Regions from separate parts of the Mus musculus genome. Here region 1 is linked to region 2. Evidence: chromatin loops called from intact Hi-C (ENCODE). Cell type or tissue: gastrocnemius. All regions are shown on one strand. Each heading gives the region's core, and the rest is flanking DNA. Links, peaks and the distances in the headings are about the cores only. Region 1 has its middle 52 kb from the start of Gm43700. Region 2 holds the start of Gm43700 (a long non-coding RNA gene).

What was found. Hi-C counts contacts between places; a loop is a spot of excess contacts. Peaks named below come from ENCODE experiments on the same cell type or tissue, not always from the same donor. Only the 100,000 strongest peaks of a DNase experiment are listed, where the experiment ranks them.
Region 1: a loop joins it to region 2, with 3 times the contacts of the local background. A loop is called at or near these places in 9 of 42 quality-filtered maps.

What each region holds. Positions count from the first base shown.
Region 1 is chr5:43,082,189-43,098,133 of GRCm38, reverse strand. No RefSeq gene overlaps it. Among named protein-coding and RNA genes, the nearest start is that of Gm43700, 52 kb to the right of the region's middle. In gastrocnemius, for the core only: no CTCF peak of the experiment used is centred there; DNase peaks (open chromatin) are centred at 8,001 and 8,233; H3K27ac peaks cover 80 bases.
Region 2 is chr5:43,032,785-43,048,729 of GRCm38, reverse strand. It overlaps Gm43700 (a long non-coding RNA gene), which reads left to right and starts at 10,196. Exons shown (of 4, transcript XR_001784851.1): 1 at 10,196-10,522. In gastrocnemius, for the core only: no CTCF peak of the experiment used is centred there; no DNase peak of the experiment used is centred there.

The DNA of each region.
Region 1 (15,945 bases), core at 6,868-9,367, 48 kb before region 2:
TCATTTTCATTAAACTCTAAAAAGTCTTTAATTTCTTTCTTTATTCCTTCCTTGACCAAGGTATCATTGAGAAGAGTGTTGTTCAGTTTCCATGTGAATGTTGGCTTTCTGTTATTTATTTTGTTATTGAAGATCAGCCTTAGTGCATGGTGATCTGATAGGATACATGGGACAATTTCAATATTTTTGAATCTGTTGAGGCCTGATTTGTGACCTATTATGTGGTCAATTTTGGAGAAGGTACCATGAGGTGCTGAGAAGAAGGTATATCCTTTTGTTTTAGGGTAAAATGTTCTGTAGATATCTGTCAGATCCATTTGTTTCATCACTTCTGTTAGTTTCAGTGTGTCCCTGTTTAGTTTCTGTTTCTTTCTTTCTTTCTGATCTTGGTCCGGGACCCGCCGAACTTAGGAAATTAGTCTGAACAGGTGAGAGGGTGCGCCAGAGAACCTGACAGCCTCTGGAACAGGCAGAAGCACAGAGGGGCTGAGGCAGCACCCTGTGTGGGCCGGGGACAGCCGGCCACCTTCCGGACCGGAGGACAGGTGCCCGCCCGGCTGGGGAGGCGACCTAAGCCACAGCAGCAGCGGTCGCCATCTTGGTCCGGGACCCGCCAAACTTAGGAAATTAGTCTGAACAGGTGAGAGGGTGCGCCAGAGAACCTGACAGCTTCTGGAACAGGCGGAAGCACAGAGGCGCTGAGGCAGCACCCTGTGTGGGCCGGGGACAGCCGGCCACCTTCCGGACCAGAGGACAGGTGCCCACCCGGCTGGGGAGGCGGCCTAAGCCACAGCAGCAGCGGTCGCCATCTTGGTCCGGGACCCGCCGAACTTAGGAAATTAGTCTGAACAGGTGAGAGGGTGCGCCAGAGAACCTGACAGCCTCTGGAACAGGCAGAAGCACAGAGGGGCTGAGGCAGCACCCTGTGTGGGCCGGGGACAGCCGGCCACCTTCCGGACCAGAGGACAGGTGCCCGCCCGGCTGGGGAGGCGACCTAAGCCACAGCAGCAGCGGTCGCCATCTTGGTCCCGGGACTCCAAGGAACTTAGGAATTTAGTCTGCTTAGGTGAGAGTCTGTACCACCTGGGAACTGCCAAAGCAACACAGTGTCTGAGAAAGGTCCTGTTTTGGGCCTTCTTCTTCGGCCAGGAGGAGGTCCAAATACAAGATATCTGCGCACCTTCCCTGTAAGAGAGCTTGCCAGCAGAGAGTGCTCTGAGCACTGAAACTCAGAGGAGAGAATCTGTCTCCCAGGTCTGCTGATAGACGGTAACAGAATCACCAGAAGAACAATCTCTAAACAGAGTCAACTATAACTACTAACTCCAGAGATTACCAGATGGCGAAAGGTAAACGGAGGAATCTTACTAACAGGAACCAAGACCACTCACCATCACCAGAACCCAGCACACCCACTTCGCCCAGTCCAGGGAACCCCAACACACCTGAGAACCTAGACCTAGATTTAAAAGCATATCTCATGATGATGGTAGAGGACATCAAGAAGGACTTTAATAAATCACTTAAAGAAATACAGGAGAACACTGCTAAAGAGTTACAAGTCCTTAAAGAAAAACAGGAAAACACAATCAAACAGGTAGAAGTCCTTACAGAAAAAGAGGAAAAAACATACAAACAGGTGATGGAAATGAACAAAACCATACTAGACCTAAAAAGGGAAGTAGACACAATAAAGAAAACTCAAAGCGAGGCAACACTAGAGATAGAAACCCTAGGAAAGAAATCTGGAACCATAGATTTGAGCATCAGCAACAGAATACAAGAGATGGAAGAGAGAATCTCAGGTGCAGAAGATTCCATAGAGAACATCGGCACAACAATCAAAGAAAATGGAAAATGCAAAAAGATCCTAACTCAAAATATCCAGGAAATCCAGGACACAATAAGAAGACCAAACGTACGGATAATAGGAGTGGATGAGAATGAAGATTTTCAACTCAAAGGTCCAGCAAACATCTTCAACAAAATTATTGAAGAAAACTTCCCAAATCTAAAGAATGAGATGCATATGAACATACAAGAAGCCTACAGAACTCCAAATAGACTGGACCAGAAAAGAAATTCCTCCCGACACATAATAATCAGAACATCAAATGCACTAAATAAAGATAGAATACTAAAAGCAGTAAGGGAAAAAGGTCAAGTAACATATAAAGGCAAGCCTATCAGAATTACACCAGATTTTTCACCAGAGACTATGAAAGCCAGAAGAGCCTGGACAGATGTTATACAGACATTAAGAGAACACAAACTGCAGCCCAGGCTACTATACCCAGCCAAACTCTCAATTATCATAGAGGGAGAAACCAAAGTATTCCACGACAAAACCAAATTCACGCATTATCTCTCCACGAATCCAGCCCTTCAAAGGATAATAACAGAAAAAAACCAATACAAGAACGGGAACAACGCCCTAGAAAAAACAAGAAGGTAATCCCTCAACAAACCTAAAAGAAGACAGCCACAAGAACAGAATGCTACCTTTAACAACTAAAATAACAGGAAGCAACAATTACTTTTCCTTAATATCTCTTAACATCAATGGTCTCAACTCGCCAATAAAAAGACATAGACTAACAAACTGGCTACACAAACAAGACCCAACATTTTGCTGCTTACAGGAAACTCATCTCAGAGAAAAAGATAGACACTACCTCAGAATGAAAGGCTGGAAAACAATTTTCCAAGCAAATGGTATGAAGAAACAGGCAGGAGTAGCCATCCTAATATCTGATAAGATTGACTTCCAACCCAAAGTCATCAAAAAAGACAAGGAGGGACACTTCATTCTCATCAAAGGTAAAATCCTCCAAGAGGAACTCTCAATTCTGAATATCTATGCTCCAAATACAAGAGCAGCCACATTCACTAAAGAAACTTTAGTAAAGCTCAAAGCACACATTGCGCCTCACACAATAATAGTGGGAGACTTCAACACACCACTTTCACCAATGGACAGATCATGAAAACCATGCATTTTAATAAGATTTCCAGGTCACACTCGGGCACATGAACATCAGATGTGCGCTGCTGTAAAGAACACAAAAGTTGTTAATAAATTGGAGTCACCACCTAGAATCGACTTAGTTTCCTAAATGAGCTTCGTGTATATATTAAAAAACAATAGGCAGTGAGCAGAGGAGGCTGCCAATGGACCTAATCCATGCATTTGCAGATAACTGGGCATTGACTCCCCCGGCTTCTTCTGTTGGGGGTGAAACTGCAAGCCCTGGCTTTCTGCTGGGTCCTTGTTCTTTTCCTTTTTAGGAGAGGTTGCAGTCCCACTGCAAGGCTAACCCTGGAATCTGAGCAGAAACCCACAGCCACATCCCATTAGCTAATAGCATTGGGTGGTAAGGCCCCTGGAGAGAGACTTCAGCTGGGAACACTGCAGCCAAAGCCCCTCTAATAGCCCAGTCAGCTGTCGGGGCTGTAAACACATTTCTTCCCATTTAGTGCTGTTTACCCCTCTCTGTGACCTCTCACGCTTCCTGCACCCCGGCCACGTGGCCCAGATGGCATAATCTGTCAGGCCAAAGCAGGTGACAGTAGGACTTGATGTTAGGTAATCAGGGCCTATAATTAGCCAGGGTGGAAGTGGTAATGGGAACAACTGTAGGGCTGGGGGAGGGGAAGGCGGGGAAGCTATTCCTGGTTGGAAGACCAGCAAGGGAGAAAGGCCTGCTCCCTCTCCCACCCCTCCCACTTCCTCACTCACTGTGCATTTTGTAGCTCGAGATATGAACGTGTGCTACTGGCTTTTTTCTCCTTGAAGGTCAGACCTGAGCACTAGCAATTTAGTAAGGGAGTCATTTGGCAGATGATCAATTTGATTTCATAGGTGCCGTTCCAGAACTCTGTGGTTCAGTTTGATAATTAGTTGGCTACAGCACCTTGTAGGAACAAGGGTGGGGGAGAGCTGTAGAGAGTTAGCTTAATTTTGGGGAGTCAGACACAATGGCACTCAGGCCCTGGCCCTGCTGACCCCCCTGACTCCCAGCCAGTTAACATCGTCCGGTCTGCCAGCCTGGCTATATCTGACAGAAGCAGATCCCAAGACTTAGCTCCTGTGTACCACCTTAGGTATCACGTCCACATACTGCATCAGTACCACCAGAAACATATCAAACACAAGGTAGGGGGTGTCTGGAAGCTTCACCTTTCCTCCACTTGGATTGGTCTGAGTTCAAACACATCAGCAGTACAAAACCAATGAACCAAACAAATCACTCATCACAGATGGGAGAAGATCTTGTGGGTCAGAGAAACAACTGGCTTATTTTTTTATCAGAGATGGCAATCAGTGAGGTAGGCTGTGTGCGAAGCTTGCATCAGGAGATCTGTCCCTGTGAAAGCAAGGAGAACACTGAAGGCTGGGACAAGTGCAGTCTTGCTGGTCATGGGTAACCCTCTTCAGACAGCAGACACAGGTCTCCATGGGGACTTTACTGGCTATTTCAACTGTACTGAGTTGAAATTATAAACAGAAACCACCCCGTGAATCCTAGACCCTCATAATGTCTTGGATTGTCTGCTGATTTCTTTTTTTCTCCCTCCCCTACAGAAGCTAAAAGAAAACATGAACCACTCATAATCTCAGAAATACCAAGTTACAACTTGTTAAATATTCTTCTAGAACATTCTAGATATGATCTTTTTATTTCATCAAAATTGGTCTGAGTTGCTAACTTGTACCATAATCTCCCCTTCACCAAAAATACTGAATATTATTTTATTTACATGGGAATATTTTTATAACTTTTAAAACTTTCTCCCATAGTTAATTCACCAGTTTATAAAGAAGAACCAACCTGTCTTTTTACCAGTTTATTTTAAAAGACTATCCTAAAATTTCCCCTAATAACAATGGATATTTCATTTTTTTTTTCCTCACAAGGTTAGGCAATCCTATTATCAAATTCCAGAATTCAAATACCTACTTGCAGCCATGCCTGTTTGCTGCCCCAACCATCTTCCAGTTAATAATAACTAAGGTGTTCTTGAGATGCCCCACGTGCCTGACCTGTCTCTTCCCAGTTGGAAATGTAAGTTGCTTATCATTTATGACTTCAAAGAACACCACAGTGTTCTAGTCAGAGATGTATTTTTGTTTTTGTTCTTTTGAGACAGGGTCTCACTATGTACCCCTGACTAGCCCTGAACTTACTATTTAGGAAAGGCTATCTTTGAACTCACAGTATTCTACCTATCACATACTGGAATTAAAAGAGTACACAGAATTAAAAGAACTCACGGTATTCTACCTGTCACATACTGGAATTAAAAGAATACACCTTGATGCCTGACTGGATTGTGTTTTTTGTCTTGCTAGAGTTAATAAACATATGTCATTTCATTTCACAAGGAGGGTTACATATTTTAGATCTCGTGGCCTAAGGGAAAGTGAGAATTAAAACAAATCTCTAAGTCTGTAGAATTTTGCACATTCCTTGGGGGATTTTCTGACCAAAAGATTCAAAAGGATTTAATTGATAATGAATGTGGCCATTACAAAATTGCTTTTCCAAATGTTGGCAGTGGACTTTGCGTGACTCCAGAAGCTACAAAATCATATTGCTCTGCACTTTCAGAACAGAGGTAAATTCCTGAGCCCAACACTTGAATGATGATCTGAACTGCTCTGTGCCTTGTGCCTTTCCGAATAGTGTGGGGACTAATTCAGCTTAGAGTCTCCAGAGTTTCTTTGGAAGGCTTGAATTTAAAAATATATATTTGATTATTATTATTACTATATGCATATATGTTTACATATTCACAAATATGTAAGTACAGGCTTAGCAATACTAAAGAAAAGGCTATCAATTAACAGTGGGAGGGCATGGGAGGGGTTGAAGGGAGGGGGAAAGTGATGTAATACTATTTTAATTAAAATTCTCAAAAAATTTCTTAATCCAAAAAAAACCCCAAAGGAATCTGGTAACTATATTTAAACACCTGTATAAACTCAGCACTTGAGAGACAGAGGCAGGCAGAGTTCTGTGAGTTCAAGGACTGCCTTGTCTAGATGGTGAGTTCTGGACCAGTCAGGTTTACATAGTGAGACCCTGTCTCAAAAGAATACAACCAAACATTATTGAAGTATTTAAACCTGCTTTTTTTTTGACAGTAATAATTATTTTATCATACCTGAATGAATATGAGATCAGAGGTTACTACAAGCATTTCACATACCTTATTTCATTCATAGCCTTGAACAGATGTTCACAGGATCACTTAAAATCTGGAGTCCTAACATTCATGCTTCTGTGGACTTATCAATGCTTGCTTATCAATGACGTAACAGCTAACATTCACATCCAGCAAATACATACCATATTTGTCTTTCTAGGTCTGAGTTACCTCACTTAGGATAATTTTTTTTCTAATCCCATCCATTTACCTGCAAAATTTCAAGATTTCATTTTAAACAGCTGAGCAATATTCCATAGTATGAAGAATGCACCATGTTTTCTTTGCCATTCACCCACTGATGGCCGTTGTTTCCAATTTCTAGCTATCATGAGTAGCCAGAGCAGCAGGAACATGGTTGAGGAAGTGTTCCTGTACCAGCATCAGTCATCCTTTGGGTATATGCCCAAGAGTGATATAGCTGGATCTTGAGGTAGAGGAATTCCATCTTTCTGAGGAACTACCACAATAATTCTCACAGTGGCTGTACAAGTCTACATTTCCACCAGCAATAGATGTATGTTTCCCTTACTTCAAGCCTAATAGGCATAACAAAACTGACACACACAGAAACTCACTAAGACTGTGACAGTATGCACAAGGGTTCCAGAGCTGAAAAGAAAAGTGGACACCCCCCATCTATCTCTAATTGATATTCACTTGCAAATGAAAAATTAGTTTTCTCCAAAGGAGTCTTACTGGATAAACAAACCACTATTTTTGTCTGCTTGTTTTTGTTTGTTTCTTTTTTGTTGGTGCTTCTTTTGTTTTTAATTTTTAAAATTTAATCTCTCATATGTTGCATCCCAACTGCATTTCCCACTCCCTCCCCTCCCCCTAGCCCTACCCTCTCACCTCCCCTTTCCTGATCCTCCTGCCCTTTACCTCCCCTCAGAAAAGAGCAGGCCTTCCAGGACATCAACCAAATGTGGCATACAAGCTACAATAAGACCAGTCACATATTCTCACATCTAGGATGGACAGGGCTACACAGTAGTAGGAAAAGGATTCCAACAGCAGGCAAAAGACGCAGAGACAGTCTGTCTTTCCACTGTTAGAAATCCCACAGGAACACCAAGCTACACAACCATAACATGCAGAGGGCCTAGGTGAGACACATGCAGGCTTCCTGATCTCTGCGATTCCCCACAAGTCCTGGTGAAAGAAATCATTCTTAAGGGTAAACCACAAGCCCAGCAGCAGATGGCATCCTTGGAAGTTCTTTGTCTTATAATGGTAAGTCAGGGCATATTTATTTATTTATTTATTTATTTATTTTTACCTTATTGGTCCTTTGAATATACATTATGGCCTCCAGTTTTGGGACTTTTATGGGATTTCTGAGTGGGGGAATGTGTGTCCGTCTCTGCACGTATTTTCATTTCTTATGCTTTTGGGGGGTTGATCTGTTTTCTTGTTTGGCTGTTTTGTCATATTTCAATTTGTTTGTTTTTGATTTATCTCATTTTATTCTATTCCTTAGACACCTGTCTGTTTTCTAGCAAGAGTCAGAAATGGTGTGTCTATGGATGGAGACAGGAGGAACCAGGAGGAAGACGGAAGGAGAAACTGTATCCAGAATATATTGTAGGAAAAACATATTATCAGTAAAAGAAAAATGAATAAAAAATAAAAATAAGTGAACTCAGAATTTTATTTTATTTATTGTTTACTTCTTTTTGCAAAGTAAGCAATGCTTGAGCAGTAAGCATTCTGTGATATCCATTTGGTCCATCTGGTGTCTAGTAGTTTCTGCTTCTTGGTGCTCGGCTCACTTCCTGCAGCCTGCCTATGCATCTTTCCAGTCTCTGCACTTGCACTTTGAGACATCTAGGGATGCCTGGATTTCAGTGAACAGAGGGTGTGTTGAGACTTGATTCTGCCTCCTGGTCAAGTCATGAAAGCATTATATGACTCAGTTCCTCAGTCTATACAATAGGAATCTGAGCATCTACTTTATGCTTTTGTGGTAAGGTACAGTAAAGAACTGTACGTGGAATCGATTTGTAGTTCCTGCTGGCTCTGCTGGAACTGGTCCATGTGAGCTGAAGAGGGGGAGGGATTTTGTAGGAGAGTGTTGGTAGTTAGTGGTGGCTAGTAGTTGTGGTTGGCTCTGCGGACCTGTTACATTAGGGGAAAGTAAGGGCTGGAGAGTGGAACTATTATGTCTGAAGTACCACGGAGGGCCTACAGCCTAATCTGTACAGTGGTGCTTTCTGCATTTGCCTGCTTTCCCTTTTCTGTCTCTTCCAAACACTGCAGGAGCTTAGTGAACAAACAAAGAAACCACTCTGCTCCTTTCTTGTGTTCCCAAAGCTGCCTTATTGAGTCATTGGCTTAATCCTCAGTTCAGGGACAATATTGACCAGCAATGTCCCCATACTTGGGCAGACCATGTACTTAACACCACTGCAAATCCCCTACTGTGACTTCACCTTGCAAGGGAAACCAGCTTTTACTAATCTGGCAAACATGGAAGTGGTAAGGGAAGCAAATCCTGACCAAACTCTACAGATCTGAATGTATAGTGTCGCACTTGAAAAAACTGAACCTTCACCAAAAACTTGACGGCCTGTTTGTTGTTTTGGGTGGGACCTTGGTCACATTCCTTCTCCCCTCCCCACGCCACCCCAAGCATTATGCTCTCATTTGTAAAATGGAGAAATCACCAAGCTTACCTTAAAAGGGTGTGGTGAGGATTATTAATTCTTTATAAAGTGCTTGGAGCAGAGTCTGGCATACAGGACAAGCTTAATAAATGTCAGCCTTAAACAAGACGAAACAAAACACGCTGTGGTTCTATCTGCTTTTAAAGTTTATATTCTACCCACTGATCCCTGCTGCCTTGCTAAGGCCCAGGGAATTGAATTTATACTTGGAAATGCCAGTCAGGAGAGATCGTAAGGCATCTGAAAGCATGGCCTAGTTAAAAAGCACACTCACTCACATACACACACACACACACACACACTCACACACACTGCTACTTTTAATAGCTGGTAAGAGCCAGGGAAAATCCAATTACAGATGAATCAATCGATTAAAAAGAAAGGGGAGAGAATAAAGGGAGGAATGCTGGAGAGACACAGAGCCAAATTACAGCCAGATAATAGAATTAAGAGTCTGTAGAACAAACTGGGAGAAACAAAGGGCTAGGGGCTGTGGCTCATTCACGGCTCTGGAAGTGAGTGGATCGGAAAGAGTCGGAACCCTAGTTGGCAGATGATATTTTCCAGCGAAATGAACTGCCACGTGCAGCCTCTAAAAGGAGAAAATTGTTTTTGGGTTAAATAGATGCTCCTGGGGAGGGATAAAAGTAAAAGACCCACACTCTGCTTTGCAAAGGTGTAGCCTTGCTTCCTAATTGCCTATTCCCTAAGAAATCATGTTTTGGCTCTCAAAACAACAAAGCTCAACCAAACAGAACAGAAAACTATGTCACTCTTAAGGAAGAGTTTCTCTCTTGTATGCAAACATCAAAGACAAACCCATGCACTTTTAATTTTCTGTTTTATTTTGGGGGGAGGGGGTGCTAAGAGGAAGGTGGGGTTGTTAATCCAGTGACAACCTCTACAGCTGTGTATATTATCAGTAGGTTCTAGAATAACATCCGTTTCTATGTATTTATGGAAAGGCGTCCTTAACTAGGCCACATAAGGAGCCAGCGCATCTATAAATAAGTAAGGCTGTGCAACGAGGAAGGCTGTCTCTCTCCCAGCCTTTCTATGCAGCTGTTATCTTTGTGCCTGGTTTCCCCTGCTCCATTGTCAAGGCCCCCTGCACTGGAGGCTGGGTGGCATGTGTGATAAGGGTACACCTTCTTTCCGAAGGCATCTGGGGACAAGCTCCATTCTGGAGGCTATGCTGCTCCATGGCCTTGGTGGGCCTTGAGGCTTACGCTCCGACTAGGCCCTCACAGGTGACTCGCCTAGGGTCACCTCCTGGGAGACAGCTGCACCAGGCTGAGCTTAGACTGGCCTGGGCTGACAGATGGTAGTGTTGGGAAGTGAGTGGGGGTGGAACATAAGGATAACTAAATAACCCTGAATCTGTAAGATTAAACAGGCTAGGGCTGCAGATAATAATGGGAATGTTTTGCCAAGCTTGGGCTTTAGAAAGCTGCCTACAAACCCTTCTACCAGGCTACTCTCTGTGGACAGGCATGAAGGATCCCAAATTACACTTGTAAGTATTTTCCTGTGCATGCTGGTGGGAAACTAAATATAAGTTATAGAAAATAATAAAATGGAGAACAACATTAAAATGACTAACATAATACTAAAAGGTATTACTAAAAGTAAATCTTTTAGTTATTCAGGGCATGCCAAAGTCTCTCTTTGTATTGACAATCACTTTTGGATTTTTGTAGGCTCTTGTCTTGAAAAAAAAAAAAAGCCCTAAAAATAGGGTTCCTGAACTGACAACAGCAGTGTCCCGTTTATCAAATAAACCTCAGTGCCACAAACCATTGAAACAGGACCTGGCACTCGAGATGCCCTGGTAGCTGCAGGATGTATCATATTTTAAAAGCTCCAACAAGTATTGCAGGTTCTTAGACCTGGGATCTGTGAGTTGACTTGTATCTCTCAAATTCTGGTGAAGGAGGGTCTTGTAGCAAGGCCTGAAATCCTGCCTATGGAGAAGGCTGAGTCAGCAAGATTGCAAGTTCAAAACCAGCCTGGACAATTTAGTGTGCCCTTATTTAAAAATAAATGGCCCAAAGAAGAAAGGAGATATAACTCAGTGGCAGACTATTTGTCTACCATACACTGGTTTCACTCTCCAGCACATGCACATGCATACACATGCATGCACACGCATGCACACACACAAACACACACACACACACAAACACTCTACCACTAGAAAAAATGGTGCTCAATTAGAGGTTGAAGTCCTAACGCCTACACTAATGGATGCGAATTTACTTGGAAAATACAGATGAACCAGTTAAAAAGAAGTTATTGGTATTGTCCCTAACTCAATATGACTATGTCTATACCAAAAGGAGACCTTTAGACTTAGAGTCAGACAAGGAGTATGCCTTGTGAAGATGCAGTCAGAGACAGAGGTGATACAGAAAGAATGCCAGGAATGCTCTGTATTGGGTGATAACACCAGATGCTGGTGGAGAGACGAAGGCCATGCTCTCACATTCTCTCATGCTGGTCACTGTTTTGATCTCTGACAGTGGACCTCCAAAAGAGCAAGAAAGTGCATTTCTGTCATACATATCAGCCACCTCTCTGTGATCCTTATCCTGAGATAAGCTCAGGAACTTTAGAAAGTTCCACTGGACCCCTCCCCTCTTGGAAGAGAAAGGTCAGAAAGAACATAGACACCCCTCACCTACGGAAGGGAGGGGCTAATTACATTCCTCAGACCACAGGGAGGAGGGATGGACAACTGGCTACCTGTGGGTAGGGGTAGATACATTCTGAGACCTTTGTAGACCAGTCAGTTTAAAAGTCACACTGTTCTGCCAATCACATCGTGCCTAATGGCTGTTGCCTCAAGAACTATATAAAGGCTCTCTGGACGGCCTGTGCGTGGTCGTTCTCTCTCTCCATGTGTAGGGCCACCGCAACAAGTTGGAACAATAAGTACCTCTTGCTTTTTGCATCGATTCCCGGCGCTGTGTCATTCACTCAGGGAGTTCCCAGAAAGCTAAGGCTCGCCAGAGTCTTATAGTAGAAGCCCCAGTTAACTAATACAACTAAGTGTTTCTAAGGACAAACCAGACGCCTGTACTCCCACTAGGACCCACAGGAGTGAGGATGACAAGTCTAAGTTTTCTGAATGTTTGTTGGGTGAATGTAAGTTAAGCTTCTGGGAACCAGTGCCCTCACTGATGCTATCACCAAGGGCTCCGCCTTTTAGTGTCTATTCTGAAAGTGGAGCCTTTGAGCCACCTGTATGCTTGGAAATATATAGTACTAAGCCTGTGACCTCATGGGGAAGCACTATCCATCTGGGAAGCTGCAAGACTGTTTAGAGAAATCCTAAAGTAAATGGATAATTCTCTGTACTTTTAACCATTAAAAGAGGAGGGAACCAAGAGATGAAAGGACCCAGGCAAAGATGCCAGTTTGGAGTTGACTCTGGATCTGAATCCAAGCTGATGACAGAGTCTATCTTTCAGGCTACAATTGATGAATCTTACAGAAAGCTTTCACATTGTGTTCACAAGACCCCCCCAGCTACGACAGACAGAGCCCCCAAGTCTTGCTGTGATTCTCTTGCTAGGCTAATGAGATTGAGGTAGAGATAAGAGGCCAGGGGTAGAAAAATAGAACTCACACGGACCCTGACTATAAATCCAGAACAGAGATGAGCATGAACTTGGTTTTCCAGTCAGGCTGTGATCCTGATGCTAGCTGCCTGGTGGCTCTGGACGAGTCGCTCCAGCTTGATGGCCCTTGGTGTCCATATATGGAAACAGGATAAGACCCTTTGCCTTGCTCACCACAGGGCAGCCTGGAGTACTGCCTGGGAAGTCTCAGGGAAGACTACCTGTGAACTACAGAGGCTATGACTGTCACACTCAGTGTGAAAGACAACGGAGGCTGTCCTCAGGACAAGACTCTGCTTGCTATCAGGGACACCCTGGCAGTTGCTCCCCTAACCAGCCATTTGACTTTTTCTGTGTCTTCTGACTGATGAGTGAAGAGTGAAGGTAGGGTGTACAGAGGACAATCAGATGGGCAGGGTCCTTGCAGGAACTGGGCTCCCCCTTCTAGGACTCACCCCACAATGTGCCTACTCTTAGGGTCAGCAGGCCCCATTTTCTGGTAGGTTGTATTTCCTGGGGTAAGTTAGTCTTCCTTACCCTCAGACTCCATCCACTGCCACAAATGGGCTGGATCCGACTCGCTCAAGAGCATTCAAAATCCCCAATTCCATATGATTCTTGCTCCTAATTTTTTTCTTTTTTTTTTTTAAATATTTTTATTAGGCATTTTCTTCATTTACATTTCCAATGCTATCCCAAAAGTCCCCCATATCCTCCCCCCCACTCCCCTACCCACCCACTCCCAATTTTTGACCCTGGCATTCCCCTGTACTAGGGCATATAAAGTTTGCATGACGAATGGGTCTCTGTTTCCAGTGATACATATGCAGCTAGAGACAAGAGCTCCGGGGTACTGGTTAGTTCATAATGTTGTTCCACCTATAGGGTTGCAGATCCCTTTAGCTCCTTGGTTACTTTCTCTAGCTCCTCCATTGGGGGCCCTGGGATCCATCCAATAGCTGACTGTGAGCATCCACTTCTGTGTTTGCTAGGCCCCAGCATAGTCTCACAAGAGACAGCTATATCAGGGTTCTTTCAGCAAAATCTTGCTAGTGTGTACAATGGTGTCAGCGTTTCGAAGTTGATTATGGGATGGATCTCTGGATATGGCAGTCTCTAGATGGTCTATCCTTTTGTCTCAGCTCCAAACTTTGTCTATGTAACTCCTTCCATGGGTGTTTTGTTCCCAATTCTAAGAAGGGGCAAAGTGTCCACATTTTGGTCTTAGTTCTTCTTGAGTTTCATGTGTTTCACAAATTGTATCTTATATCTTGGATATTCTAAGTTTCTGGGCTAATATCCACTTATCAGTGAGAACATATCATTTGAGTTCTTTTGTGATTGGGTTACCTCACTCAGGATGATGCCCTCCAGGTCCAACCATTTGCCTAATAATTTCATAAATTCATTCTTTTTAATAGCTGAGTAGTACTCCATTGTGTAAATGTACCACATTTTTTGTATCCATTCCTCTGTTGAGGGGCATCTGGGTTCTTTCCAGCTTCTGGCTATTATAAATAAGGCTGCTATGAACATAGTGGAGCATGTGTCTTTCTTACCAGTTGGAACATTTTCTGGATATATGCCCAGGAGAGATATTCCGGGATCCTCCAGTAGTACTATGTCCAATTTTCTGAGGAACCACCAGACTGATTTCCAGAGTGGTTGTACAAGCTCGCAATCCCACCAACAATGGAGGAGTGTTCCTCTTTCTCCACATCCTCGCCAGCATCTGCTGTCACCTGAATTTTTGATCTTAGCCATTCTGACTGGTGTGAGATGGAATCTCAGGATTGTTTTGATTTGCATTTCCCTGATGATTAAGGATGCTGAACATTTTTTCAGGTGCTTCTCAGCCATTCGGTATTCCTCAGGTGAAAATTCTTTGTTTAGCTCTCAGCCCCATTTTTTAATGGGGTTATTTGATTTTTTGGAGTCCACCTTCTTGAGTTCTTTATATATATTGGATATTAGTCCCCTATCTGATTTAGGATAGGTAAAGATCCTTTCCCAATCTGTTGGTGGCCTTTTTTGTCTTATTGACGGTGTCTTTTGCCTTACAGAAGCTTTGCAGTTTTATGAGGTCCCATTTGTCAATTCTCGATCTAACAGCACAAGCCATTGCTGTTCTATTCAGGAATTTCCCCCCTGTGCCCATATCTTTAAGGCTTTTCCCCACTTTCTCCTCTATAAGTTTCAGTGTCTCTGGTTTTATGTGAAGATCCTTGATCCACTTAGATTTGACCTTAGTACAAGGAGATAAGTATGGATCGATTCGCATTCTTCTACATGATAACAACCTGTTGTGCCAGCACCAATTGTTGAAAATGCTGTCTTTCTTCCACTGGATGGTTTTTGCTCCCTTGTCGAAGATCAAGTGACAATAGGTGTGTGGGTTCATTTCTGGGTCTTCAATTCTATTCCATTGGTCTACTTGTCTGTCTCTATACCAGTACCATGCAGTTTTTATCACAATTGCTCTGTAGTAAAGCTTTAAGTCAGGCATGGTGATTCCCCTAGAGGTTCTTTTATCCTTGAGAAGACTTTTTGCTATCCTAGGTTTTTTGTTATTCCAGATGAATTTGCAGATTGCCCTTTCTAACATAAATAGTATAAGGTGCAAAGGTAATTGCGGATGAGTTTCAGGGTCAAACTTAGGCCCCCACAAACATGAATACTCACATATATGTGTCTACACACATGAAAAGTGCATACATACAAGTGCACACACACACACACACACACACACACACACACACACACCTTGAAAAATGGAAAAAGGTAAAAGAAAGGGAATGATTATTATTTAACATATAGCTGATAGATAAGGAAGCTGTGACTCAGAGGGATTCAACCACTTGCCTGTGGTTGTAGAGCTGAGAGTAGTACAAGAGAGACCCAGCATGAACCTGTCCTTGGCCCACCATCACTGGGATACTTTGTGTGCCATCAACTCTGATTTGCAGTAGGGGTAGGGAGACAAAATATAACATTTTCTTCATTTTCCATGATAATCTAGGTCAGTGTTTGCCCATGTCCAGCACTGCCTCTGCTTTGTTCCCCTTTTCCTTTTGTTTTATGTCTAAGCAACTAAGGTCATTAATAAGAGAATACCAGGAAGTCGTTGTTTTAGCCCTGTCTTAACTCACAGAGTTTTAAGTTAGCAAGGGAGAAGCCAGAAATTATTGTCTTAGACCCAAGTCTTTTTCAAGCTCCAGACTAATGAATCCTCCACTCTACTGTGACTCATACCCCATGGTCCTTCTTCCACCCCAGGCCAAGTGAGTTAAGACTCACTCTGGATTCTGACACTCTCCAAAGAGGTCACATTACAAAACCATCTAGGATTGAGACCTTTGGTGAATTCCAGGATAGAGATTCCAAGCAATGGTGATGTAGTAACTAAGTTCATTAGAAATATAGGTATTGGAAGGAGAGGCTGA
Region 2 (15,945 bases), core at 5,001-7,500:
AGACAAGTCTGATCCTGCTGAAGTGCTGGAAGCTCCCCGCTGCTCTGAAGATGGCCTACCAATATGTGACAGTTCTTGCTGGCTCTGGACTGAGTGTCTCTGAATTGTCAGATGCTCTTATATACCAATCCCCTCCTAGTTTTCTGGATACCCGCTCATGTTCTGACTGCCTTCCGCTCTCTCATAGTTTTCCCTCTTCCTGGAGCCTGCTCTCCTTGTCTGAAATGGCAGGTATTTCCTCATTCTCCTATTTCAGTTGACCATCCCCTGTCCAGGGGAGACTTCCTGTTTCCTAAGCCATGTCAACCACCGAAGTCCTGCTGCACCTCCCATTGTGAAATGCACCACTGTGCTGCCTGGCTATTTTTGACTCTCTCTTCCTTACAAGATAGTGAGCTTCACTGGCCAGATAGCCTGCCTAGGATGATCAGGGCTCTTTGCACTTGTGGAGTTAGTGTGGAAGAGGCAGGGAGTTAATTCCAGATCACTGAAAGCCGAGTCTGGAGTCTAGGAACTCCAAAGTCCCCGTCCCAGATTGCCTATCCAGATCTCGTGTCTCTGCACCAACCATGTTAAAAACTGGCAAGAAATGATTCTTCCCGTTCTTATGTTCCCCCTTCAAATATTGCAGACCGCTCTGCTCTTTGTATTTTCTCTGCCAGTCAAGATTTATGTCTTAGCTCTTTCACACTTTTTTTCTATTTCATTAATCTCCTGAATGCACTTTGGACACACTCAAGCTCCCATGGGTTTTGTTTTCTCACCCTCCTTTCACTTTCCTAATACCCTTAAAAAAAAAAAAAGACCTGGAGTAGCAAAGCTCTTTATTCATTGACTCTGTAGACAGTTACTGAGCTTGGTAAGCAAAATAGTGAAATGCAGAAGGCATGGTTCTAATCTTCTAGAAGCCATAGTTCTAATCATGCATGCTTCTGTGCCAGGATGGGACCATACTGGGGCATTCCTTCATATGGCTATCACACAGGATGCAGGCCCTTTGCCCTTTGCCATTTGCCCAGTGTTTTTGGAAGGCTATTCCTGGATCCTCTGATCCCTTCCTCATCTTTCTCCATACTCTGAGTTGCAAATTTTCATCCTCACTGGGATCATGGAAGGTACTAGGCTGCTCTTCCTGGCTAGCATCCTCTCTGAGAGAAGATTAAACACAGTCTGGAGTCTGGAGACCTGGTTTGAAATTTAGGTTAGAAAGCGGTCAGTCTGAGTTAGGAAGGCCTGCCTTTGTCAGCAAACTGACAGAGTTTGCTGTTTGCTGCTGCTGTTGTTTTTGTTTGATTGATTTTGAGAAAAGGTTTCTCTTTGTAGCCCTGGATGACCTGGAACTCACTCTGTAGACCTGGGTGACCGCAAACTCAGAGATCTGCCTGCCTCTGCCTCTCAAGTGCTGAGATTAAAGCTTGTGCCAGTCACCATGTTCAGTGAATTTTCTGAGTTTTAATCTTAATTTTTTTTGAAATTTATTTAATTTGACTTTATGTGGGATAGTATTTTTCTCTTAAAAGCCAGAAGAGGGTGTCAGATTCCCTGGGACTAAAGTTACAGAGGGCTGCCAGCTGTCATGTGAGTGTTGGGAATCGAACCTCCTCTGCCTCTGGAAGAGTGCTCTTCAGATCTCTGAATTTGACTCTTGACCATGTTTATTGCTAATTGCATACATTAGAAAGGCTTGTCAGGTTCCCTGCATTAATCACCCATGCAAAGGAAGAATGGCTTGTCTTACAGAGGTTTTATGAAGACAAAGTGATGGATATTTCTGGGACAAGGATGCACCAAACACCAACGTTTCTCCTAAATCAATGACTCAGCATAAGGACCACAAGCTGCCTTGTGGGACTGTGTCATGGCTTTGTTATAGCCTTAGAAATGAGCTGCCTTCTCGTGTAAAAACTGTAGCATGACTTTAATGAGACATTGTCTCTTAGACACACAGCTAGTCCGAATGCAGTGCACACTGACATTTTTATATTTAACCAAATGGAAAGTGTACACTTAGAGAAAGATTATACCTGGTCTGCAGGACCCATCTTCCCATGTATCCTGAGGCAATAAATTCAAGCTGTTTTTCCCTATTTTGCAGAACTGCTGAGGGACTAAAGGGAGATGCCAGTTCCAGACACAGGGAAGTAGATGCAGGACAAGTTCCAGGCCTACCGAATTCCTCCTGTCTCTGATCATCACTTTGGCTTTGATTAGGAGTTTACTGAAGCATCTGTCTTAAGCATCAGATTCAGGTGTTGGGACTGCATACCTAGTCTTAGAGTCTATGTCCCATCACAGAGCATGCCTGCAGGGAAACTGAATTCATAATGTTGTGATACTGGGATTTCCTAAGCCAGGGGTGTAACTGGGCAGAGAAGGGCTCCAATAATGCTTCGAAGCTCTATCCATTCATTTACCAGTTCTTGGCATTCTTTTTAGAGATGTCTCTGTGTTTAACAAGGTCTTGTATTTTGGTGACTAAGCATCCACTTTCAAGTTTCTGTGTGTGAACTTGTAAAAGAAATATTTGAAAGCCCGTTTCTGCTGGGCATTGTGTTGGCTATTGAATTCAGGAAGATACTAGCAAGATCTTAGTTGAGGTTCCTCTAAGAGTTAAGAGGACAGAATGGTTGCTGGTATCTTACCTAGTCAGTGGTGGGCTGGGGTAAGGAGTGGAGTAATGAAATAGGGAAGTGAGTCAGAGAAGGGAAATCAATAGTGATATGAGATATGGGGTGTGGGGGGGTCTTTGACAAAGGGCCATCTAGTAAATATTTTGGACCTGTAGGCCCCGTGGCTTTTGTAATTAGTTACCCATCTCCGACTTTATAGCATAAATATAGTAATGAGAAACATGCAAATTAGTGAGTGTGACTGCTTCAGCAAAACTTTATAAAATCATGTGTCTGGCTGCATTTTGGTCATCATTTGATGACTCATGACCTAGAAGGTCTCTGTTTGGGGCAAGTAGGGAGATGTTGAATATTTGCCTCTGCAGATTTGTTCTATAGATTGCTAAAGCTTACGGCAGGTCTCTACCTGCAGGGTCTAAGAGGGTTGCTTCTGTGCCCCTGCTGGCTCTCCCTAGTTAGCCTCTAACCTGTGCAGTTTGTCCCAGGAGCAGTGAGCATATTCCTTAGCCCCAAAATACACTGAAGCCAAGAGGTATCACCTATTGAAGTGTGTACTAAATACATGCAGGTGGCACTGTGGGTTACATGGGGATACAGATGAGGTACACAAAGCATGGATTATATAGAAACTCTACTTTAGAGTAGGCTAAAAGCATGTCCCTTTAAAAGGTGAAATCACAGTTTCTGTTTACCGGAAAGAACTGTTCTAGATGTTACCTATTCTCTATCCCACCAAACACAGAGAAGGATCACCAGGTAGAGACTGTATAATTCTGGAGAGAGCACATCTGTAACCACTAGCTGAGGGTTACTATGGGACAAGTACTATGGTAAGCCTACTAGATGTATTAGCTCATGGAAATCTTTCTCATAGATGCCTCTTTCCCCCTTGTTTTGTAAGTAGAAAAACAAACTTAAGGAATTTACAGAATTTGTTCAACAGATTCATCGTTATCACTCAGCAAATGAAGAGGCTACCTGTAAATTTCAGCAATTTGCCAGTATGATTTGTTTGAGATCAAATTAAAAAAATGTTATCAAGATTCTACGAATAGATATTTTCTAGGGCTGATTTCTAACACATACACACACACACACACACACACACACACACACACACACACACTCCAAAACCTAGGTGACAAAGAAAACAGAGATATACTTTCTGAAAATTAGGTATCTGAAATCAAGGTATTGGCAAAGTTAGGCTTCCTTTGAAGATTTAATATAAGATTCTGTTCTTGTTTCTTTTTATCTCCTGGTGACAGCCATCCACAGTGGCATTATTCCTTTCATATGCATCTTCTATAGGGTTCAACCCATAGTCCAAACCAGTCATCATATCAGGAGCAGGGATTCCATGATGAATAAGGCATAGTTCTTATTTGGAAGCAAATTATGAGGGCAAGTTCAAATGGTAATTTTAAAAAACGGACAGATAAAGAAAATGTAATTCAACCAACCTCACTGCAATCGAGTTGGTGAGATGCATTTTCTCCTGGCTCTCCTGGTTTCCATGTTTACTCTTGTCTTATTTTTGACCATCATTTACTGATCTCTGAGGCTAGGGGGATGGTGTTTTTTTTTTTAAAGTAGTGGCAATCATGACGTCTAGATGAGGATAACATCCTCTTTCCGACATTAGTTTCTTCACCTATGAAGAATATTCAGCAGGACACATTAGTGGATCTTAAATGAAGAAGGTTCTAGAATCATCTGAAGAGACTACAACTGCTGAAGTGTGGATCATCTACAAACCTCCTCATTCAGCTGTTCTGAGTTGGGATTTTTATTTATTTGTTTATTACAAACTACAAACCCTGTCTATATTATTCTATTATGAACCCACATCAAAGAGCATTGTTTAAAATCATTGAGCCTCACCTGCTCTGCCATTCTGATCTCAAGTCAGCTATACACCTTTAGCCTCAGGTTTAATAGTGCCGTGACCTGAATGTTTATATTTCCACAAACTGTGTATGTTGAAATCCTAACTCCCAGTGCGGTGATTTGGAAGTGAGCTCTTTGGGAGGTGATTTGATTTTGGAGACAGAGCCCTCGTCAATAGAACTGGAACTCTCATACAAAGACAAGAGAAAACCAACTTCCACTCTTCTTTTAATGAAAGGGGGTAGCCAGAAGAGATATAAGACAAGAGTCATGCTGATAACCTTGGCCTTAAGCTTCTGAGATTCAGGAACTACCCAAAAGAAACCAAAAGAAATTGACATCATTTCATCTCTCCTGGCTGGTAGAGTGTTTGTTGTGGCATCGTGTAGGTGTGGTTTTTGGTTTTAGTTTTTGTTGTTGTTTTTTATGTTTTTAACTTGTTCGTTTTTACTTGAGTTGAGTTTGGGCAGGACTCCATGGGTGTTCTCCCAAGCGCCTTCCTCTTTAACTTCTACAGCACTGGCTCTGAAAGTGTCCAAAGTTTCTCCAAAGATGTTAAGAGGACTGCTTTGCTTGGGAAGTCCTGAGAGGCAGTTTAGGAGTGCCCGCCTTTAGGATTGATTTGCTTCCTGGACAAGCCAGCCTTTTGGTGGGCATGGCTCGGCAACTATGAAGAAGAGTGAGGTAAACACATTTGTTTCTCTATGGGGCTTTGGAATCCAGGTGATAGAAAAGTCTGGAGAAAATAACCTGCTTGGTGGCTAGAAATCAGAGTATTTATTGTGAGCAGAGAACCAGGGGAGGTATTGTAAATTTTAGTGGTTTTTGTTGTTGTTGTCGTTGTTTTGTTGTTGTTTGTGTTTTTAGTTATTTTTTTCTTCACTGTGGCCCTAAGCCAGACTGTTCCTAAGAATTCAGACTTTCTGGCTCTTCCTACGTGTCTCTACATTATTCCTTATTTAATCTCTCTGAGTTTCAGTTTCTTCACCTGGTAAGTGATTGTGACAGGGGAACTTGACTCATTAGATTGTTGTAACTTGGGTAAAATTGCATGCAATGTTGCTTGTAAAGTGCTGAGTGTGCTGCCTAGCAAGTAACATCTAATCCACGTTTGCCACTGCTAAACGTTTCTCTAATTATTGTCCTGTGAGCCTTGTAAGAAACGAAGGGCCATCAGCACTTACTGTGACAGACACTGGTAATCAATGGTACATGCAGGACCTCAGTTGATGTCTACAACAAATGCAGGGTGGGAATGAGGACCTCAGCTTCAGACAGGAGGAAACCATGCCCTGGGATGTTAAATGTTTCCAGAGGTCTCACAGTGAGAAATGGAAGGAATGAAATGTTAGCCATATTCTCCTACATCAACAGTGCCTTTGTCTGAATGCCACTGGGAAAAAATGAGTAAGAGAAACCTGTGACAGAAGGAGGAAGAGATCATCTTCCGGCATGTGTTTGGATGTTTGCATACGTGCATGCTTTTGGACACACTCATCTGGTGACAGCTGCCCCTTTCAGAGTATTTCACGGTCAGTATCTTCAGTGACATTTTAGTTATCATTTGCAATTATCCATCAGTAAGCCAGTTTCTTTGTCACCAATCTATGCCAGATTTTTCCAAACTTAAGAGCCCATACTTCAGCTCAGCAACATTGCTATCAAGCTTGACAACTTGGGTTTGTTATCTGGAACTTGTACCATGTTAGGCAAGAACTGACTCCTACTAACTGCTGACCTACATTAGGACTCCTCACTCAACTTCCTTGTTATTTCACCTCTTTGAGGCTTAATTCTTTTATCTGTTGATCGGGTACAACGTTGTTAGGTTATTATATGTTTTTAGGTTTGTTTGTTTGTTTGTTTGTTTGTTTGTTTTTTGTTTTTTTCTCGAGACAGGGTTTCTCTGCTGGCTGTCCTGGAACTCACTCTGTAGACCAGGCTGGCCTTGAACTCAGAAATCTGCTTGCTTCTGCCTCCCAAGTGCTGGGATTAAAGGCATGTGCCACCACTGCCTGGCTCAGGTAATGATATGGTAATTTTACCTACCAGGTGTTTCCCAAATCAAGTGAAGAGATATTTGAGAAGAAAACCAAAACAGCCTGAATGACCAGCCAGATCTGGATTTGGATATAGTGAATTTTTACTTTAAGTTTATTTTTAAATTTAATTTAGATTTATTAAATTAAATATACTACCTTTAATTTAAAAGTAAATGTTCATTTACTTTTTGATTCTATCCACCAAAGGGAACTCCCTTTTTGTTGACTCTACCTAGTAATGGAGTCAGAATTATCTCATAGTTGCTATATAGTAAGTATGGCCTCTAGCTTTGACAGGATGAAACAGATGAACAAACAAAACCCCTAAACAAAACATGAAACAAACCACCCTGGGAATTCTAGTCTAACAGGAAGAATGATGATCTCCCAGAGATGTCCACAGCCCAAACTTCAGAACCAATGTGCATATTAAGCCTTAGAGCCTCAAGGATCTGAGGTTTGAAGTGGAGATTTCAGGTTTCTTTAACAACTCAGTTGTATCACATGATATTTTTCTGGAAGCTGTCCTTCTGGAAGAGAGCATGAGATGTTTTCCTAAAAACAGACACTTGAAAGGGCAGGTGATATTTATATAAATGGAGTCCCACAAAGATGGCTCTTGCATTGCAAAGTCATGTGACTCTTCCCTGGTCTTTACTTTGTAGAGAGAAATGCACCAAAACACTTCTCATGGCATTCTGGACGCTTCTGCTGACTCGTGCCAACTTGAGGGAGTCTTCCAGTTTCTGCTGGATCTTGTTACTGCAATTGATTTGTGTTTGGTGTTTGCTATTGAACTGGACTACTAATACACCAACAACAAAGAATGGAATCGCATCAAAGAACTACTACGAAATGGGTCCCCCCCCACACTTTTCCTATTAACCTCCTTTCTCCCCTACCTCTGGTTGCTAGGCTAGAAAGGAAGTTGAGGTGTTTAATAACACTAAATAAGGTAGGTTTAGAAAAATCTAAGCCTACAGAGGTTACTATTCAAGACAGAGTGAGTCATGGACTGTCAGTGTGGCCTTACATGTGGACGAGCTGGCCGAAGTCAGAGAAGCAGGGATGGAAGTACCAGCATTACTGGATCTGCTGTTCCTGGACTTGTAGATTGAGGAAGAGGCCATGAAGCTGGAAAGCATAGTGCCCAGGGCACAGACTTTCATAGGAGCATCCTGGAAGTAAAAAGCTTCATTTTAGCTCCATCAAACTCATCTACATTGGACTTCTAACACAGAGCATTGCACTATAACATTTTGGCTCTAAAGCCACTAAGCTTGTGATAATTTGCCTTTGAAGTGACCATCTAGTTGGCATTTCTGGAGGAGGGAAAGTGTAGAGAATATCAAGAGAGCTTTAGCTGGGGATGTAGAGAGTATGAAAGTGAGCAGCATGGTTCATGCAAACATAACAAAACACAGCGAAAGCAAGAGCAGAGGCAAGCCATGCTTTGCTTTTATTTTTCTTTTTTAAAAATCGTTTTTCATTATTTTATTTATTTATTCACTTTACATCCATATTGCAGCCCACATCTCCCCTACTATCCCCCTTACACATTTCTCCCATTCTCCCTTCTCTTCTCTGGGAATAGGGAGGTTACTCCTGGGTACCAACCCATCCTGGCACATCAAGTCCCTTTAAGACTAGGCACATCCTCTCCCACCGAGGACAGACAAGACAGCCCAGTTAGGGGAACAGGATCCACAGGCAGGCAACAAAGATGGAGCAGAGATGGAGGTGATGGCTAACCAATGACTACCCTAAGTTGAGACCCATCCCATAAGGAAGAACTAATACCGGACACTATTAGTGATACTGTGTTATGCTTGCAGAGAGAAACCTAGCATAACTGTCCTCTGAGAGGCTCCACCTATCAGCCAATGGAAACAGATGCAGAGACCCATAGCTTAACATTAAATAGAGCATGGGAGTCTCGTGGACGAACCAGGGAAAGATCGAGGGAGCCTAGGGAGATAGGGACTCCACAAGACTAACAGAGTCAACTAACCTGGACCCTTGGTGGCTCCCAGAGACTGAACCACAAACAAAGAGCAAGCATGGGCTAGACCTAGCCCAACCCTACACATATGAGCAGATGTACTGCTTGTTCTTCATGTGGGTCCCTCAAAACTGGAGTGGGGAGGAGGGCAGCTGTCCCCGACTCTGTCGCAAGCCACAGTTTCTTAACCAAGGTAAAGTGATCAGCTGCTCAGGGGATTCATTGTGGAGACTACTTGGACTGGGTCCTACTAAGAACCTCAGGTCCAATGTGATCAGGTTTGGAGATGAGGTGTTTATGAAGCCATTAGGGTCAAATGAGGTTATCAGGGTGAGTTCCTGCCTGATAGGTCTGTAAGTAGAGATACCAGTAAGTTCACTTTCACTGCTACCCGGAGATACCAGTTTAAGAAGGTATAGATCTACAAAAAAAAAAAAAAAAAAAAAAAAAAGAAAGAAAGAAAAGAGCCCACCCAGAAACTAATTTTGGCAGACCTAGATTGTGTAATTATAGATTTCAGGAAGTTGAGAAAAATTTTTATTGGTTAAGCAACCTAGCCTATTATATTTTAGTATAGCAACCCAAGCTAACTAACGCAGTACGATAAAGCTTTGAAAGGTCATTACTTTTGTACACCACATTCCTGACAGGTGTCCATAGCCCTGTGCTTTGATGACCTGTTACAATTCCTGACATGATGTGTTTTGTGAGTCCTGTGTGTTCCCCATTTCTAGGATTAACTTGCTTTTGTTTTTATTTCTTTTTCACTCCATACTTCTTCATCTCTAGTGATTGTGTATCAAACTTCATATTGTGTTCCACTAGCACTTGATAGGAGATAGTTTTACCACATATACACAAAAAATTTAATTCTTTTTTTCTGTCTGTCTCCCACTCAACAATTTGAGAGGAACACAAAAGAGATTTTGTCTTCCTTCTTGCTTCACTGTGGATCTTCAGATCTTAAACTATCCTCCAGAGGCCTATATGATAAAGGCTCTGTTTCCATTTTGTGCCCTTGGGAAGTGGAAGGATCTTTAAGGGCTGGGGTCTAGTGAGAAGAAGTGAGGTAATTGGTTCTGTGTCCTTGAAGTGGATAGCCGGAACCAGGCCTATTGGTCCTGTTTGTTATTGTCTGCCTTCGGTTGTTATAGCTGCCTTATCATAGACCCAAAACAGCAGGACCAGTTAATCACAGACGGAACCTCTCAAATCATGAGCCAAGCTAAACCTACACTCCTTCAGGGGTCAGGAGTTCATTCACCCTGGGCCTTCTATGCTGCTAAGTATTCCATTACTAAGCTGCTTCTTGAGATCACCTATGCTCATTATAAACTATCTCAGACATTTGTTAAAAAAAGCAACCTGGCTAACACGCATCTTTATTATATTTGTGGAACCTGGCTCCTGGCAGGCTTTGTAGAAATGTGTGTTGCAAGGAGTTAGTGAATGGATTGGACCTAAAGCAAAGTTTTCCTTTGCCTCAAGATAAATCCCAACTCCTCACATGACCTGATTCCTCTCCAGACTCTTTAATTCTACCTCTTTTTAGAGGGGTGGTTGGTCTACTCTTCTATTTCAGGAACTCTGTGCATTCTCTCCTCTCCACCTGAAACTCTGTGCATCACCCCCCCCCCCCCCCCCGCATTCTGATCAACCTTAAGCAGAGAGTAGCCACCCATCATTTTGATTGTGGCCAAAGGTTCCACATGACAAGCATTCTTAACCCTAGATAAGGTCTTCTCTGTCCCTTTTTCCTGCTTCTACATCTAAATGCCTCCTCTGGTGAGGTGTAGAATCCCTGTGTGGTGACATCACAGTTGGGCTTTGAGGTCAAGGCACTAAGGTCACTGAGAACAGAAAGCTTGTCTGCTTGTTTGGTAGTTTCAGCTCTGTGTCTCTAGGGATTCCAACAGTGCCTAACACAAAGCAGACATTCCTAACACCACCACGGGATGGTAGGTAATTGATGGTCACAGATGCAAATCAGTCTCCATTTTAGCCCTTTTCCCCTTCACACCACTCCTGTTCACTTGAAGGTATCTAAGAGCAGAACTCCACTCCCAGTGGCCCAGTGGGTTAGGTCTAACAGCCCATGGTTTTTGTTCACATTGGAATAAAAGCTTTGATGTAGAGAAAGAAGCTTAAAGGTGAAGGCTATTTCAGTAGCGCCAAAGTCTTGTGGCTCTTATAAGTACAAGAACCCTACGCAGCCCTTCTAGTGGTATTTAGGTTTGGGAATGATTTGTTTCCTACAAGCTCAAGTCGTTAAGCACTTGGTGCCCCCATTTTGGAACTGTTTGAAGTAGTTGTGTAACCTTCAGGAGGTGTGGCTTAGCTGGTGAAGTGTGTCACCAGGGGCAGGTCTTTGATGGTTCTGGTTACAGTGAGGATCTGGCCCACGGCCAATTCTTCCTGTTTTGTAGTTGTGGTTTGAACAAACTCCTGCCCATTGCTACTGCCACCACAGGCTGAATTTTTATTTTATTCATGCACCCTGATTATTGATGGCTTGAAATGTCACCAAAATCATGAACCTAAGTGAATAAACCTTTCTTCTTTTAAGTTTTCTTTTCTTTTTTTTAAAAGTAAAGGGAATAAAGGATTGTTGTGATTTTTAAATATACATTACCATTCCAGATACATGCATATTTTTATTTAAAATTTTTCATTTGTTTCAAAAAAATGAAATCATGGTAAAAGACAATCATATTGCCCATGTAATATTCTCACCATTATAGGAAATGTTCGAGAGAATTCGAGAAAATTCTCTGCACTGTCCTAGATATAGCAAACAATTAAAGTGTCTAATTATGATCTTCTTAACAATCTTTTCTTAAAATTTAAACATTGCCCCCCCATTTTCTCTTTAACACCAATTTATTTATTTACTCACCTTATTAAGTTATCTTTGGTCAGGCATTTTTATCACAACACTTCGAAGATTATCTTCAGGTACAACCAGGAATACAGCTACAGCGTGGAGAACACAGGTGTCCCAGCTTGTGTATAGGCAGAGTTAGATTATGGGGGGGGGGAGAGAGAGAGAGAGAGAGAGAGAGAGAGAGAGAGAGAACAGCATCCCCCAGGATAGATTCTGAGCATATTGTAGTTTGATGGATAAGAGCCTTGATTCTAGGATCTGGTGTAAGTTTGACAGACTTCCCCTTACTTGAGAGTGATCCAGGCAAGCTTTCCTCGAGCTTTTGTTTTCTCCTCTGTTAAAACAGAGGCTAGAAATAGTACCTACCCTATCAATTAGCTATGAAACTGAACGGATTAGAACTGATAATGGTCTTAGAAGAACATGCGCTGCACAGAAGGTATGGGAATCACATTTGGCATTAGTGGTTGATACTGTCAGTACTTACACAGCCCACACAGATAACCACTCACTCCTCTATTCTTCCAGATTTCCTTTTCACTAAGGCAGTGATGTGGACTCACTGGATTGTTTGGGAGAAAAAGTGGCTTGAAAGTTTTCTTCCTTACAGGGACTATCAGGAAAGCATTTTTCTTCCAAGAATCCAGTTTTCCCTAGATCATAACTGCTGTGGCTGTGACTAGTTTTGACCAGTTGTGAATTTCAGCATCACAAGATGAAAATGCCTGTGGGTCTGAGCCAGGCTATCTCAGGTCAGCTTAACAATAACCATATTTGTTCAATGTGCCTGATTTTTTGTTTTTGTTTCCTACAGATTTGTAACTTTGTCAGGTGACTATACATTGCGTCCACATAAAGGTCTCCTCAGGATCACGTTTAGTTAGGTAACTAGTCAAGAAAAAAAGGCATTATTATCCAAAGAGCTGAAAAATTATTCCAAGAAAGGAAAGATGTAAAATAAACAAAAATCCTGACCCAGACACAGCAAACTGGTGCCACCTATGTGATCTTGACTATGACATTTCTATATATTAGAATCTATAGACTCTGAGAGCCAGGGGATATACAAGTTAGTACTTAGAAATACTGCAATAGAAGTCCTGTCTAGCTAAGGAAAAACTGTGACAAACTCTGACTCCCAGGCTAGTCACACCAATGGACATCAATGTCCCAGAAAGACTGCATGAAGGCCCCAAAATACCTAGACTGGAAAGACAGATACTGTGGGCCTCTAGACAAGACAGAAAAACTAGTACAAGAGAAAATAAAGTGAGGGTGAGGTTTATGTGACAGTTAATGAACTAACAGGTCGAATCCCATTGTCTAAGATGGCTTGTAAACTCTGCTAGGAGAACTTACACAGCAATGATTGCTGCTCTGAAAATAAGGGAAAGACACATCAGGAAAGGCTCATAGCATCGTGGGGACAACAAGAGTAACTAGTTGATTTGATTAGTACAAAATGGCTGAGTAATGAAATCTGGGCCAGGTTATTTGCTCTTCTCAATAAAGCCTGCCAGTACTTTTAGGAATTGTAATCAGAAATGTATGGTAGAACACATTTACGTCTTTGATACTTTGGAAATGTATAATTTTGCTACTCACTTAATGGAACAGTTTTACAAATATTTTGTCCTACGCTGTGAGTTCACATGATTTCTACTAAGCTGGGCTATCTACTGAAGTATCCTTATAAGAATGTTTAATTGAAACTAGGCAGATTCCATGTAGCTTTTAGCCAGGTACCAGGTAGGCAGCATGCATAACGCCAACCAAGCAGACCATACCTATGGATACTCTTCACAATGGCTCCTTTTAAATATGATATTGTAAGTAAACATATTAAGGTCCGTTTTGTGGAAAATGTGCATACCAAATGCCAAAACTTCACTAGAAATACTACCCTCAGCATCTTTTCTTTTTTCATGGTCCTGGAAAGAGAACCCCTCCTATACGTTAGAGTAAGTGCCCTCTGCTTCCATCTTCCATCTTTCTTCCTGTATCTCCTTCTCCACAGACACTTTTCTTTTTCTCACTCCCTACTTCCTCCTTTTCTTCCTCCCTCCTTTACTCCCTTCCTCTCTCATCCCTCACTCCCTTCCTCTTAAAGACACTTTATGGTTTCATCACCTGGAAAATCAATTCTGGAAAAAAAAAAAAGAATGACCAATGTTTATTAGAGGTTTTCCTTGAGGTAGATATCTGCAGTGCAGGGAAAATAGAATAAGAACAAATACGGGAGAAGTCGATGGTACAAGTTGACAGCCTCGTTCAACCACATAGATACTCAAAAGGCAGATCACACCTTTAGAGTTGTTCTGAGATAGGCCAAGAACGGTAAAGTTATCTTTTACTAATTTCCCATCACTGGGCCTAGGCTTCTTAGGGAAGAGTGAAATCACGAACGACCTTGGGGTATCTATCAGTGTAGCTGAAGAATTCCTAGAAGGACTTCCAGCTACAGGCTTCTGCCCTCCACACTCTTGTGCTTTGACAAGGACACAGGCACTGAGAGGCATCTGGATAGCACGACACATCTTTATCACATGGGGCCTTAGTGGAATATCTACAGGAGAGTCAGCCAACACCCTTATCCTAGCCAGATAGGAGAGAGAAGGAAAAAGGACTAGGAACAAGAGGCTCACTGCAGAGGTTTTGCAAGAGTCTAGAAATACAACAGCAAATAGGACTGGAAGTGAGGGAAAGTTCAGCAGCTAATCTACAAAAATGAACAAAAAAAATGAATCTTTGCATAATACTTGGGAGCAGTGAGATGGTCAGAGGCTGACCCTTCAAATGTCAAGTCTAGTTGTCTGCACTAGAAAGTTCTCCCAAGAGAGTTCCTGTCAGAAGATGTAACACAGAGAACATGATTTTTTTTTCTTTTCTAGCATTTTTAGATAAGCTCTTGGGTGGCTTTGTATAATCATAGGGCAACACAAGTTTAACTGTGATTTTTGGCTCCTACTTTTTTTGTTCCTCATCCTCCTCTTCTTCCTCCTCCTTTTCCTCCTCCTCCTTCTTTTTCTTCTTCTTCTTTCTCCTCCTCCTACCCATCTCCTTCATCCTTCTCTTTCTCCTTCTAAAATATCACATATCATACAGCTAGATTAAGGTAACCACTTAAAAAGTTGCCCAATCTCAAACTCAATATACCTCAGTGAACACCTGTATGGTTAGAATAGTCAATAGATATTGTAATTGTTAATACTGGATTCTGGTTAAGTACTTAAGTTTTAACACTTTATTTATTTTATGTGCATGACTATTATGTTTTTGTGTATTTCTCTGTACTACATACATGTCTGTTACCCAGAGAGACCATAAGGGGGAAATCAGACGCCCAGGAGCTAGAATTATAGACAATTTTGACTTTTAGGCTGGTGCCAGCAATCAAACCCAAGAAAATTAATTGTTCTCAACTGTTGAGCTATCTTTTTAGCCCTTTAGTTAACTTTTAAGACCTACTATTATGAACCCAGTTACCTCATCTATAAAATGTATGCAACATTATCCACTGTTCTTACAATATTATTAAGCATGTCACAAGGTTAAGGACTGTGTATGAAGAGCACCTAGGACAGTACCTAAGCAAGTTAGAGTTTGTTTAATGAAGTCAGTTTCCTTCTGATAGAAGAGGAAGACTAGATTAAACATTCTAGACTATTCCATTGAATCCCAATTTGAATTAGACTCTTGTGAGAAAATGCTTTTGGTAGCTTTCATGTGCAAAAATGCTCCTGGGTTTCAAGTAAAGTTAATGCCTGAAACGTTCACCTTTCTGATTAGACTCAGTGTGTCGAAATCAGCATGGAGTGAAATCCCATGCCTGAGAGTGCCAGAAAATAACTGCATAAGCTAGGAGTTCTGCACTGCTTGTCACAGTCCAGCCCTATGTAAAAGAGCATCTCAAGTCCACCATGAAGTGACACCAAGACTGATGGCAGTTTCTGAAGGAGAAATGAATGCAAGTAGCAAGATTCAAACCCTTTTACCTAACATTCCACTTGGTGACACTAGAGGTGGGATGAGGACCCAGCCTGTGGAAGTCCACAGAAACACAGTAGCAACACCTGGAGTCTTGACTATACAAAGGACTTCAAGACACACCTCTATGAAGTATAGCAAACAGAAGAGCAGGAGTTCTGTTTGTCTATTTCCTCAGATGCTGACTCTTGAAGCCCTCCCTGTACAGAAGACTCCAAGAGACACCTCTGTGAAACACATGGAGTAGAATGCCTGTGGTCTGACTATTTTATTCCCTAGACATCAGAAGCAGAGAGGTTGTATACATGGGTTTAAATCTAGATCTGAAAACAGAGCAGTCCTTAAAGGAGAACAAGATGGCAAGCAAAAAAGAATAAATGGCAAGTGAAATGTTCACAAAATTTTACAGAGTTAGCCTGTCCACTGAAACATAGACAGGCACACACATTAGCACATACAATACATATGCACATACAATATGTATATGTACAAATATATATGTAGTAAATT